Regions from separate parts of the Mus musculus genome. Here all the other regions are linked to region 1. A link is a contact called in ENCODE Hi-C or POLR2A ChIA-PET data. All regions are on one chromosome and are shown on one strand. The core of a region is the stretch at or near the end of the contact, and the rest is flanking DNA. Distances in the headings are between cores, read along the strand shown. Region 1 holds the start of Zhx2 (zinc fingers and homeoboxes 2). Region 2 holds the start of Tbc1d31 (TBC1 domain family, member 31). Region 3 has its middle 39 kb from the start of Derl1.

Region 1 (3,734 bases), core at 758-3,257:
AAATGCGTTTTGACATTACTGCCCTGGGTCTGAACCGCTTAAACTGGAGGCTCTTAGAAACAGAAAATCACCTTTTGACTTAAGTCTCCAGGAGCGCTCAGCCTCTCTTCACTTCCATGGCATTAAATTCTGCTCTACTCTTAGAGCAGCCAAAAAACCGAGAGAGTATGTTTTAAGAGAATTGTTGTGGGAAGTCCAAGAGCTTAGAGGGTCACAGAGAGGCATTCCAGTCTCCTATATCCTGCTTCAACAGGGAGCTGGCCTGAAAATTGAGGAGCTGTTCACTTCCAGAAAGAAAGAGATCTTCAGAGAGCAGCAAATGGAGAACGCTGGGCTTTAAAGGACAGTGATGCCTGGGGCCCCAGCTGAGCCTTGACTCTGAAGAGGGAGGGGTGTTTCCTCCTCCTCCCCGCCCCCAACAAAAGGCCTTCGCGGAACAGTGGAACACAGAGACCCCACTAGCTTTGAAGCCAATCAATCAGGTGGAAGTCTGGGCAAATCACGACTTGGCTGCCGCGACAGGTCTCCTCCACCCACCCCGTTGGATAAGCTCTCCTCATCCTCCTCCACCACCTTCAGAGCACAGTACAGCTAGGGGGCCAAAGGGACGTTCCTGTGATGCTCCTGTTTTCCAACTTTCCGAGCTTGTTGGTCTCCTGCAAAGCTGCTAGGGAAAGGGCAAGTTTGCAAAGCTCAGGATCCCAAGTCCTGGGGGAAGCCACAAAGACGCTCCAACGCCAGCCAGCAATGCTTAACCTCTTGTGGGGCAGACTGGAAAACGCCACGGCCACTTAGGCGGGAGACCCGGGTTCCGGCTGGTCCCGGCAGGCCAGGGACAGCAGGGCCCCCGGGGTCCGCGCGTCCCCCGCATCCCCCTCCCCGCGCACCTGAGCGGGGCGTGGGCACAGCGCCGCACTCAGGCCCTGCCCGCAGGTCCCTCGCCCGCCGCCCGCGCCGCGCTGCGCGCCGGCCGCCTGCAGCCACCGGGAGCGACGCGAGGAGAGGCAGCCTCAACACGGCGTCATGCTTCCTGCCACCACATTACGGCGAATCGTCACCAGGAGAGGGGAGCAGAGGGGAGAGCGGGGGAGGGAGGGGTGCAGCCACACGCAGCCCCCAGGCTTCCAAAAAGCGCCGAGACGGGGCCACGTCCCGGTGGAGTCCCCGCGGGACCTGCCCGGTTTGCACAAAGCGCCGCAGTTTGGCCAAGAAGGCAGGAAGCCGGCCACAAAATAAATAAATAAAAAACAGAGTCGAGTCTACGTAACGCCCTGTCGAAAGCGGACGCCATATTTTTTTGTGGCTTATGTCGACATAGGGAAACGTAGACATGTTTTTCCTCCTCCTCCTCGGTCTGGCTTCCATTTATCCAAACTTGTAATCAAAACTATTTCATAAAAAAAAAAAAAATCTCCGTACTCCTCTCCCCGAAACCGCGGATTTCCTCCCACCCTCAAAAAAAAAAAAAAAAAAAGAAGAAAAAAAAAGCCTGAACACCCCCCTCCCGCGCACCCCCATTCCTAACCCGGCCAAGTCCCATTAACAACACATTTTCGGGAGCGGCGGCGGCGGTGGGAAAGTTGGGCTGGAGTGGCGGGCGCCCGGCGTGTCGGGCTCCGGGCTGGCGGTGCCCGCTGCGGGTGCTCCGCGCCGGGGCGAAGTTTCTTACCTGCGCCGGGGCTGCGAACGCGGGGACCCGGGCTGGGAACGCGGAGACGAGGCACGGGCGTTCCAAAATGGAACTCTGCTGGCTCCCCCCACCCACTCCCCACTCCCCACCCGGCGCCCGACTCGGGCTCCGTGGGAAAGAGGTGGTGGTGGGGGAAAGCCAGCCTGGCAGACAGACAGACAGACAGATAGACAGAAAAAAGCCCCGGTACGGAGAACGGTTGATCGAATTTTTTAAAAGAAAAAAAAAAAGAAAAGAAAAAGAAAAAAAAAAGAAAAGAAAAAAGAAAAAAAGGGGGAAAATGCCTCGATCAGTGGGGAATCTACGCCAAAACCCACATGATCTGTAACGTCAGCATGCGTATTTGCATACGATACCACCACCGGAGCTGCCACCCGGGCTCGGGTTCCGCAGAAAGTTACAAAGTGAAATTCAGGCCCCCCCGCAGACTTCGGCAAAATGTCATTTTTAGGAGGGAGTTGCTGGTGGGGGGAGGCTGCCCCTAAAGGCTCAGATGAGTGGTCATCCCGGGTGTTGGGGGGGGGGGAGTGCTTAAAAGTCTGAGTCCAGTAACGGACTCATTGGAATTTTTGCGGGAAGAGGTGGGGGAGGCGCAAGCGAGATCATTGACTATTGAGCACGACCCGGCGCGCTGCCGCGGCCAAACCCTCTCGGTGCAATACCCATTTTCTTTATGAAAAGTTCAAGGTGTCACTGATGAGCTCAACAAACTGTTGATCCTCACCACGTGGAGTGGCGGACCGTGAGACCGCAGGGCGCTAGGGCTTGCCCGGCGCCAGCAACACCCCAGACTCCAGGTCCTTCTGCAGTGCGTGGGGGCAGAACGCGGGTGGGGTCGTCACGCGCCCTGGGCTCTGCTTGAGTTTCGCCCGCCTTCTGGCAAAAGAAAATAACAACATACTTTAAAACTTTTTTCTTTCTTTTTTTTTTTTTTTTAAATCGAGATGCGTTTTACTCCCGGAATAGTAATGAGAGGGCTTGGGAATAGGGCGGGGAAGAAGGCGCCCCACTTACATAACCACTTGAAGTTAGATCACTTTTGCTGGGGATTTCCGCTTGCGCCTGAGCTCAGTCTGGTTAAAGATCTTCAAACTTTTTCCCTCCAAACCCATAAACAAACAAAGACACCCGGGGAGCTGACTCAAACTTGTGTGGCCCGAATTCACAGCGATTCTCAGCTTCGGGAAAATGCACACGCCTGCAGCGCGCACACTGGAGTCCCCCAGAAGCGAGACGGGTCATTTTCGGAGCTGGGACAGCCGCGTTCCCGGCGAGAGGGGTCTCCAAACGAGCCCTCCATCTGCGTGCGTGCGTGTGTGTGTGTGTGTGTGTGTGTGTGTGTGTGTGTGTGTGTGTGGTGTCTGCCCTTTGCAGCCCTGGGAACCGTGAACTAGAGACCCGGCTGCTGTGCTCCGGCGATCACGCAAGGTTAAAATTCTCTAAGGGAGCATCCGAGGGAAGATGACGGACCTAGCAACCTGTCAGCGTTGTGCATTCTTGCTCTCAGAGACCCTTTCCCCCTTCGCAGATTCTGGGGGCGTTTGGGAATTTGTTGGGTGTGAGCGCTCTTGGAGCCCACCGTAGGGGGTGGAGGCTAACTCTGGGACCCAGATTTGACACTAGGAGTTACTGGAGAAAACAGAGGGCTTGGGACTTGAAGACTGCGGAATTGCCTCCCATCCTGCGGATTAGCAGGCGCATCGCATTCCGGCTTCCCAGCCAGCTCTGCTCCGGGGAATTAGAACGAACTCTAGCGGCCGCTTGCGACTCCGCTCGGGGCGCCAGGACAGCAACAGGTGGCTGTGTACTGCGGGGTGGCCAATGGCGATGACTTAGTCTAGAGGAAGACTGGTTTTGGGGGCTGATGGATGGTCACGGCTCTAGGGAGCCTCTGCTGGCATTTTTCTTTCGTATTAGGTTTTTTTTTTTTCTATTTAAGATTAAATCAGCGCGCATGCTAAATTTCTTACTTGCCTTCCAGCTTTAGTTGGGTTATTGCTAACTGAGGGTGGAGGGGTTGCCTCTCTCTTCTCCCTGCCCCCCA
Region 2 (3,734 bases), core at 708-3,207, 220 kb before region 1:
CTACATGCTACATTGATAAGTGGGTTAAACATTTTCCTCTTGGGCTCACTGGTAAAGCACTTGCCTAAGATATACAAAGCCCTAGGTTGAATCTTCAGCAGTGGAAAAAATTATTTTTCTTCCTGTTTGTCTAAACATAGAGCTTTTTAAACAGATTGATCAGGGATATAGAAAAAAAATCTTACGCTGTTCATCTTTATGGAGTTTCATGGTGTTGAAAGACAAAAATTAATCTTTGCATCGTGGCCCACATCTGGAACCCCAGTGACGGGGCGTTGGAAACATAGACAGTTCCCTGGAGCTAAAGAGATGAGCACTAAGTTCAGTCAGAGTCTATGTCTCAAAAACTAAGGTGAAGAGCACTTAAGGAAGATGCCGATGCTAATCTCTGGGCTTTACAAGCATACCTGCATATACACACATCAACACATACATACATACATACATACATACACATACACATGCACACACACATACACATGCACATGCACACACACACACACACATACATACACACATCAACACACACATGCATACACACACACATATATACATACATACACACATCAACACACACACACACACGTTTTTTATTCTCCTGATATAACTGTCATCCTGGAGGCTTACTGCCTTTTGTTTCTTAACCTAGGCCTAGTCCCCAAAGCTTCTAGCCTCCGGACAACCTAATCTAAACCTAGAATGTTCTCAACCTCTGAGACTTACTGCTGAGTAAGCTCACCCTTTTTAGTTCTTTCTGAGCTCTGCTGGCTGGTTCAACTTAGCTGTCCTGGCTCAAAACTGCTTTCCGAGCTGAAAGGAAAACGCCGAAGAATCTCCACTATTGACAAGATTGTTTATTCAATAGGTCAACGGGTGAATAGCACTGATAAAGGGTGGACAGCCACCAGAAACCACAGTGGCTGGCTGGCTAGTCAAATAAGTGGCTGATCCACTTATAACTGCTTTCAGCTTACAAAAACACTTAGTCTGATTTCTAGGGAAGCAACTAAAAGATAAATAGAAAAGTCTCTTGAGAAACAAACCTCGAGGTATGAACCCAAGTGATACTATGCAGTCCACGCAAACGTAGGTAATCAGAAACACCAAGATCGCTTAGGCAGGCACCATGGGAACCAAAACAAATGGGGGAGGGGGCAAAGACTCCCACTGACGTCACACAAGAGGCTGCGTGTTAAACCCGCTACTCCAAACAGAATAAAAGGAAGCACAGGCGGGTAAAAGTCCCCGCACCAATGACAGGCCCTGCAACACTCACTGCAGAACTTAAGTTTGTTCCAGCGTTGTTCCATAGTGAAAAGCGTGCTTGGCCCACACTAGGCTCTCAACATTACAGGTGTGCAATGTAATGAATGACTTAAGGATGGAGAGCATCGGCTTTTGGAAAGGTAGATGTGCATTGCTTTCTTTGCTCCCATCACCTCCTGGAGTTTTTTTTCCCCCCAACTGGAATAGACATTAATAAATCAAAGCAGGTGGAGTCCTGGCACTCAGCTGAACTGCAAATTCTTTTGCACAAGTCGTAGAGCCTTCTCCTGCCTGCCTCTCACCGTGACCAGGGACCAGATTCTGGGACAACTGCAATCTACGGTTTCCGGAGCTACTTGCTCCTCCTGAGGTCCCAACCCAGGGATGCAGCGCACGGCCAGAGTCAGAATCCCCGGGCCAGCATTCCTCCTCCACGCTTCCCACTTCAGTCTCCCGCAGACCCGCCCCCTCGTCGGTCTCCACAGCCCGCGGCCTCACCCGTCGTGAGTGGCTGGCGATGGCTTGCGGTGCCATATCTTGCCGCTCTCCTTGTTGCCCAGGTCAGTGCTCTGCATGTCGAACCCCGACCCCTACCCCGACTCCGATCCGCGGCTGACCCGGTGAGGGTAACCGTCCCGAGAGCTACCCAGCAGTCCCCGCGCGCCCAACCCGGGAAATTCGAGCGGCCGCCGCGGGGTCTCCGCCCCCAAGGACTGTGCCAATCACGCGGGGGACGCCCCTTCTAGTTACAACCAATCAGGACGGGGATCCGCCCACCTCCGCTCTTGTGGTCCCTCCACTCTGGACAATGGAAACAACCAACGGCTTCTCTCTAGACTCCACCCCTTTTCTGAGGCTTCTAATTCTGCGACCCAAAGGCTTCAGGGAGTTGTAGTTTTCTGAAAACCAAGTCTGGGACTTCAATTCTCTGACACCTATAGGCTCAAACAGACACCAAAAGTGTTTTTCTCCTGAGAGCTTGCTGCCTCCTGCATTTCGTTCTCTATTGCGTTTAGAATAAGAGATTTATAGAAATAACAAAGATGCAAAAGACAAGTTCGTTGAGAAATGGAGGAGTTCCTTTCCTAGAACTTACAGGCACGGCAGAACTCCACAGACCTAAATGAATTCCGCTTTGTTTGGTTTGTTTTTGTTTATTTTTTGCCATACTCATCACGCTTTAATTGCGTAAATTTACAAGATGCTCCCACATTATGGTTTGCAACCCACTCCTCATAATCTAGAAAAGTAAAAAAACGTCAAGAACCAGCTGCACTGGCATCGGAAATCTTTTTCACTTAGCAAAATTCACTCAGTGTTTCTTTAGTGCTTACTACGTGTGGCTGTCCCGCGTGCTTAACAGGCCAACGCACTTAATTCACAGAGAAGCAATTTAGATAATACTTTTAACTCCACTTCAGTGATGTATGAAGTTGCAAGTCGATTTCTAATGAAATCGGTCCACGTTTGGCGTATAAAACAGAAATAATGCCAGGTAGTAGTGGCACACGTCTTCAATCCCAGTACTTGGGAGGCAGAAGCAGGCAGATCTTATGAGGTCAGGCTAGCCTGGTCTACAGAACTAGTTCCAGGATTGCCAGAGTTACACAAAGAAACCCTGTTTCGAAAAACCAAAAACCAAATGAAAAGACCAGAAATGTATTCTCTCAACATTCCGTGTCAACAGAGTCTGGCAACAAAGATTTTCTTCTTTGTCTGGGATAGCCACCTTTTGTTTGTTGCAAATATCTCTTTACTTTTCTCATATATGAAAATAAATGAAAAATCTTAAAGTAAAAATTAAATGAGGTTTTCAAAAGAGAGTGTAAATATTTTTAAGGGAACACGACTTGAGTTCACCACACTGCTAGGAAAGGACCTTTCTCTCCTGATCGGTTTTGAGCTGTAGTCATCTGATGTGTGTATGACTCCTGAGACTTAAGGTGTGTATCCAGACATAGTCAGGCTCTGCCAAAGACTTATCCGATGTGTATGTATGTCTTTCCTTCTTGTTGTTAATGAGGCATGTAATGGTACTTGGTTTATTTATTTATTTATTTGTAATGACACTTGTAACATAGCCTCTGCCCTTTGTCAGCTTCAGTAAGCTTCTTACAACTGCTCCCTCATTAACATAGATCAGCCGCACTTCTGACCCACACCTGCTTCTGTCTCCTGTTCCCTTTGGGGCACTCATGCAAGGCTATTTGAGTCGGTATCTCACAAGGTTCTCTCTAAGTCTCAGAGCTTGACTTGCCATTTACTATGGACAGTTACAGTTGGATTTAGGGTTCACAAGAATAGTCCAGAATGATATTCTTAGATGAAACTCAACTTAAAAAAAAAGATTTATTTATTATTATATGTAAGTACACTGTAGCTGTCTTTTAGACACACCAGAAGAGGGCATCAGATCTCATTACGGATGGTTATGAGCCACCTTGTGGTTGTTGGGATTTGAACTCGGG
Region 3 (3,734 bases), core at 413-2,912, 160 kb before region 1:
TTGCCTAGATTGCAGGATTGCAGGCTGCAGACAACCCAGCAATGCTAGAGGCCTGGAGTGTATGGTGGGAGAGCGAAAGAGCTATCAGAAGGGTCGATCTTAGAGTCAGGTAGCCCTGGATTCCCACCCTTTGCCACTGGATATTCCAAGGTACATTCTCAAGCGCTCACATGTCTCTCTGAGTCTTAGTTCCCTCACCTGTATAGTTAATAGATTAATATCTACATCAAGAGCCATGAGGAAGTCAAGTAGACAGGTGTCTGTGAACACCGCTTGGTTTTCCATGCAGAGGGCATTTTCAGACTCCCACGGGAAAGCTTTGAAACCTTCTCAGTGGCTTATGCTTGTTCATCTGACTTGGCATGCTTTTTAGGTCTGCAGTTGTGTTGGTGCCGGGGATACAGACAGAAGACGCCCTTTAGTAGGAGATGGGGGATGTGTGGCGTGTCTTATGATGCTGCATGACAGAGGCATTTCTAGGGAGGATGTAGAGGAGGCAAAGGACCCTCAAAGAAGAGAGCTTATCCAGACTTGGAGGTGGGACACTGGATATTTTAAAAAGCTGGATTTCTAGGCTGAGATTTGAAGGAGAAGCTAAGAGTTAGCCAGGTAAAAGAACAGGGAAGGGAGGTGTCTAAGCTAGTGGCTGTTCAGGTCAGGAAATGAGAGCCATGAGGGATTTGAAGGAACTCTAGGTGAGAGTACAAAGCAGGAGGGAGGGAAGGATGAAGGGAGGGAGGGAGGGAGGGAGGGAGGGAGGGAGGGAGGGAGGGAGGGAGGGAGGGAGAGAGAGAGAGAGAGAGAGAGAGAGAGAGAGAGAGAGAGAGAGAGAGAGAGAGAGAGAGAGAGACTGGGGCTGGGGCTGGGGCTGGGGCTGGGGCTGGGGCTGGGGCTGGGGCTGCCAGGTAGTGGATTTGTCCCCATCAGTGTGGAGGGCACATTTTCTGCCTTAGGAGAGAGGCGGCTGGCCTGCAGCCCAGCTCTAGGCTGATTTACAGGCATCTGGTGCCAAGAGTGGCCATGCCACCTGCTCTTAAATCCAAGGCACGTAAGGCTCTGTGCCTTTGTCCAATGTTAACATGAGCTTAGAGGAGACGCTTCCCCTGGGACGAGTGAGCTCTGCCCCAGCCTGCACTTCACAGCAGACGCAGAGAAGTTGCAGGCATGGAAGCTGCTCTTGCCATCTCTCCTCTCTCTTCTTGCCTTCTGGTCCTGGCACCTGTCACAATCTGATGTCCTCGCTCCTCTAGGTTTGACAGGCTAGCAGGTGCCTGCCATAATTCCCCACTTACCTTCAGATAGATAATTTTTTTTGAGGAGACAAAAAAACCAAACCAAACCAAACTAAACTAAACAAACCACCAAACCCATAAACCAATCTATGAGATTTCCCGGGAGCTGTTTACCTAGTAGGGGTAAAACCCCTTCCAGTGCCCAGGTAGGGGCAGGTTGAAGTTGAATAGCAGGAAAAGCCCGAAGAGAATCATCGTCTCTCTTGTGTCTGACCCTGACCCCTCCCATCTTTTCTTCTTTGCTTTTGTCTCTGGCTTCTGCTTGGCTGGCATCCCCTTCTCTGGGAATATCCCTGTGACCCCTAGCTTCACATCCAGTTCTCAGCTGCTTTTGCAGTTGTTTCTTGTGTCCAACTGCAGTTGTTGATTAACATGTCTGCCTCCCCATGGCACACCAAGTTGAAGTTCAGCAGCCGTGAGTGGTACCAGTGTGCTCGTCCTGTGCCAGGTTCTGAATGGGTCAGGAGGGACTGGAGAAAGTCCTGGGGTGGCCTCCAGTTCGCTGAGGCACAGACTAATGAGGCTTCCCTCCCACTGGTAGTAGGGAGGGGCCAGCATTTTGTTTAGTTGAGTTTACCCAGAAATTACAGTGCTCGTCATAAAGTATGTCCTCAATAAGTAAATATTGACTGAATAGTTTTGCACTATAAATGTATTTTTCAGGTTTCCAAAAAAAAAAAAAAAAAAGGAAAGCGAGAGTGCTTCAGAAAGTGACTCAGCAGCGAGGCTTTGCCAGCTGCACTTCTGGGGGCCCTCCGTGGGAATCTCCCATTTCTCACAGGCACGAGCACTGCAGCAGAGGGCAGGGGATTGTGGGAAGGAGAAGGTGGCTTGTGGAATAGGAGACTGCCTCTTGGCTAGGGAGTTGGGAAGGTTGAAACCGGAGGGCTGGGGTTTGGAATCGAGAGTTATGTTCTCATTCTGTGGACACTGACCAGATGACAACTATGCTATCCTTCATCGCTTGTGACAAAGCATAGTAAGGTACATGGTATCTTATCCCAGTGGCGACTGGTTTGCAGAATACTGGCTACTGAATTATTGTCTCTTAAAAGTACATGGAGCACGGCCCACAGAAGCTGGGAATTTGTTCAAGCCATACCTAACTACTAGGTGAAAAATGGGGATAGAAGCCTTGGACACTATGTTGGCCAACTCCACACACTGTGTACTTAGAATCGTATCCCCTTCCTTCCTTCCTCCCTCCCTTCCTTCCTTCCTTCCTTCCTTCCTTCCTTCCTTCCTTCCTTCCTTCCTTCCTTCCTTTCTTTCTTTCTTTCTTTCTTTCTTTCTTTCTTTCTTTCTTTCTTTCTTTCTTTCTTTCTTTCTTTCTTTTTGGTTTTTTTCGAGACAGGGTTTCTCTGTATAGTCCTGGCTGTCCTGGGACTCACTTTGTAGACCAGGCTGGCCTCGAACTCAGAAATCTGCCTACCTCCGTATCCTCTTTCTTAATACGATGTTATCATGAGAGGTAGATAGGATGTGCTTTATACTGAATCTGTAAGAAAGATGAGTATCTTTTCAATCATTTAGCCATCTCTGTTAGTTACTGTTTTGGTTGTTTGCCAAATAACCTGACAAGAAACACCATTAGGGAGAGAGGACTCATTTTGGCTTACTGTTTGAAGGGTTGGGATCCATCATGGTGAGAAAGGCATGATAGTCATACTGCACCTGTAGTCAGGAATCAAAGAATGGACCAGAAGTCCTGCCCTCAGTGACTCAATTCTTCCAGCAAGGCTCTAATTTCTAAACATGCCATAGCCTTTCAAAACATCACCACCAGCTGGGGACCAGGTTTTCAAGCACATGAGCCTACAGAGGATGTTTCACATTCAAACCACAAAACCATACCTTCATTTTTGGATGACATGTTGTCCACCTATCCATCTAACCATCCAATTATCTATTTATCCATCCACCCAATATCTACCTAACCACTCATTCAAATATCTGCTTCTCTGTTGCTCCACACAAATGTCTATGTATCTTCTGATTTACCTACTCATTCATTCATATTCATTCATTCATTCATTCACTAATCCACTCATGAACACAACCTATTCATTCAGCCCATCCATCCATCTGTCATTCACTTGGTTTATAAACATATTGAATTTCTGCTACGTGCCACACAGTACATGAAGGTACAGGGGTTATAAAGGAGACTGGGCTGTCTCTTTCCCCTGGGGAGCTCTGTCTGGTGTAGCCAGGGGATGAACACAATAACGGAAATCTGTATAAAGGGCAATAGGCAATCAGAAAGAGTGATTGTCTCCCTTCCATGGCAAAATAGGACACACATTCGACTCTACAGGTGACAGTTGTGAAAATAGCTGATCACATGATTTGTGATTTGTGTCATCAGGTGCAAGATGTATGGGCTTATTAATGATGTGACCGGAGATGTTTTGGGGAGGTTGGTTAAAGAATAGCAAGATG

The links. Hi-C counts contacts between places; a loop is a spot of excess contacts on that map. ChIA-PET counts read pairs that join two places held with the same protein, here RNA polymerase II (POLR2A).
Region 2: a map of heart shows a loop between it and region 1 (2.4-fold over the local background). The contact joins the promoter of Tbc1d31 here to the promoter of Zhx2 in region 1. A Hi-C loop is called at or near these places in 1 of 37 maps with a recorded cell type or tissue (heart). POLR2A ChIA-PET finds 5 or more read pairs at or near these places in 1 of 5 experiments (Patski).
Region 3: a map of gastrocnemius shows a loop between it and region 1 (2.3-fold over the local background). The contact joins the enhancer-like site here to the promoter of Zhx2 in region 1. A Hi-C loop is called at or near these places in 1 of 37 maps with a recorded cell type or tissue (gastrocnemius). POLR2A ChIA-PET finds 5 or more read pairs at or near these places in 1 of 5 experiments (Patski).

Annotation. Positions count from the first base shown.
Region 1 is chr15:57,692,940-57,696,673 of GRCm38, reverse strand. It overlaps Zhx2 (zinc fingers and homeoboxes 2), which reads right to left and starts at 2,007. Exons shown (of 4, transcript NM_199449.2): 1 at 1,670-2,007.
Region 2 is chr15:57,910,422-57,914,155 of GRCm38, reverse strand. It overlaps Tbc1d31 (TBC1 domain family, member 31), which reads right to left and starts at 1,957. Exons shown (of 21, transcript NM_001081396.2): 1 at 1,765-1,957. The coding sequence starts at 1,841.
Region 3 is chr15:57,851,918-57,855,651 of GRCm38, reverse strand. No RefSeq gene overlaps it. Among named protein-coding and RNA genes, the nearest start is that of Derl1, 39 kb to the left of the region's middle. Within about 2 kb of position 1,662, at least 2 of the 3 ENCODE cell types and tissues checked have a DNase peak (open chromatin) inside an H3K27ac peak, as active enhancers do; they include gastrocnemius, where a contact is called at or near this core.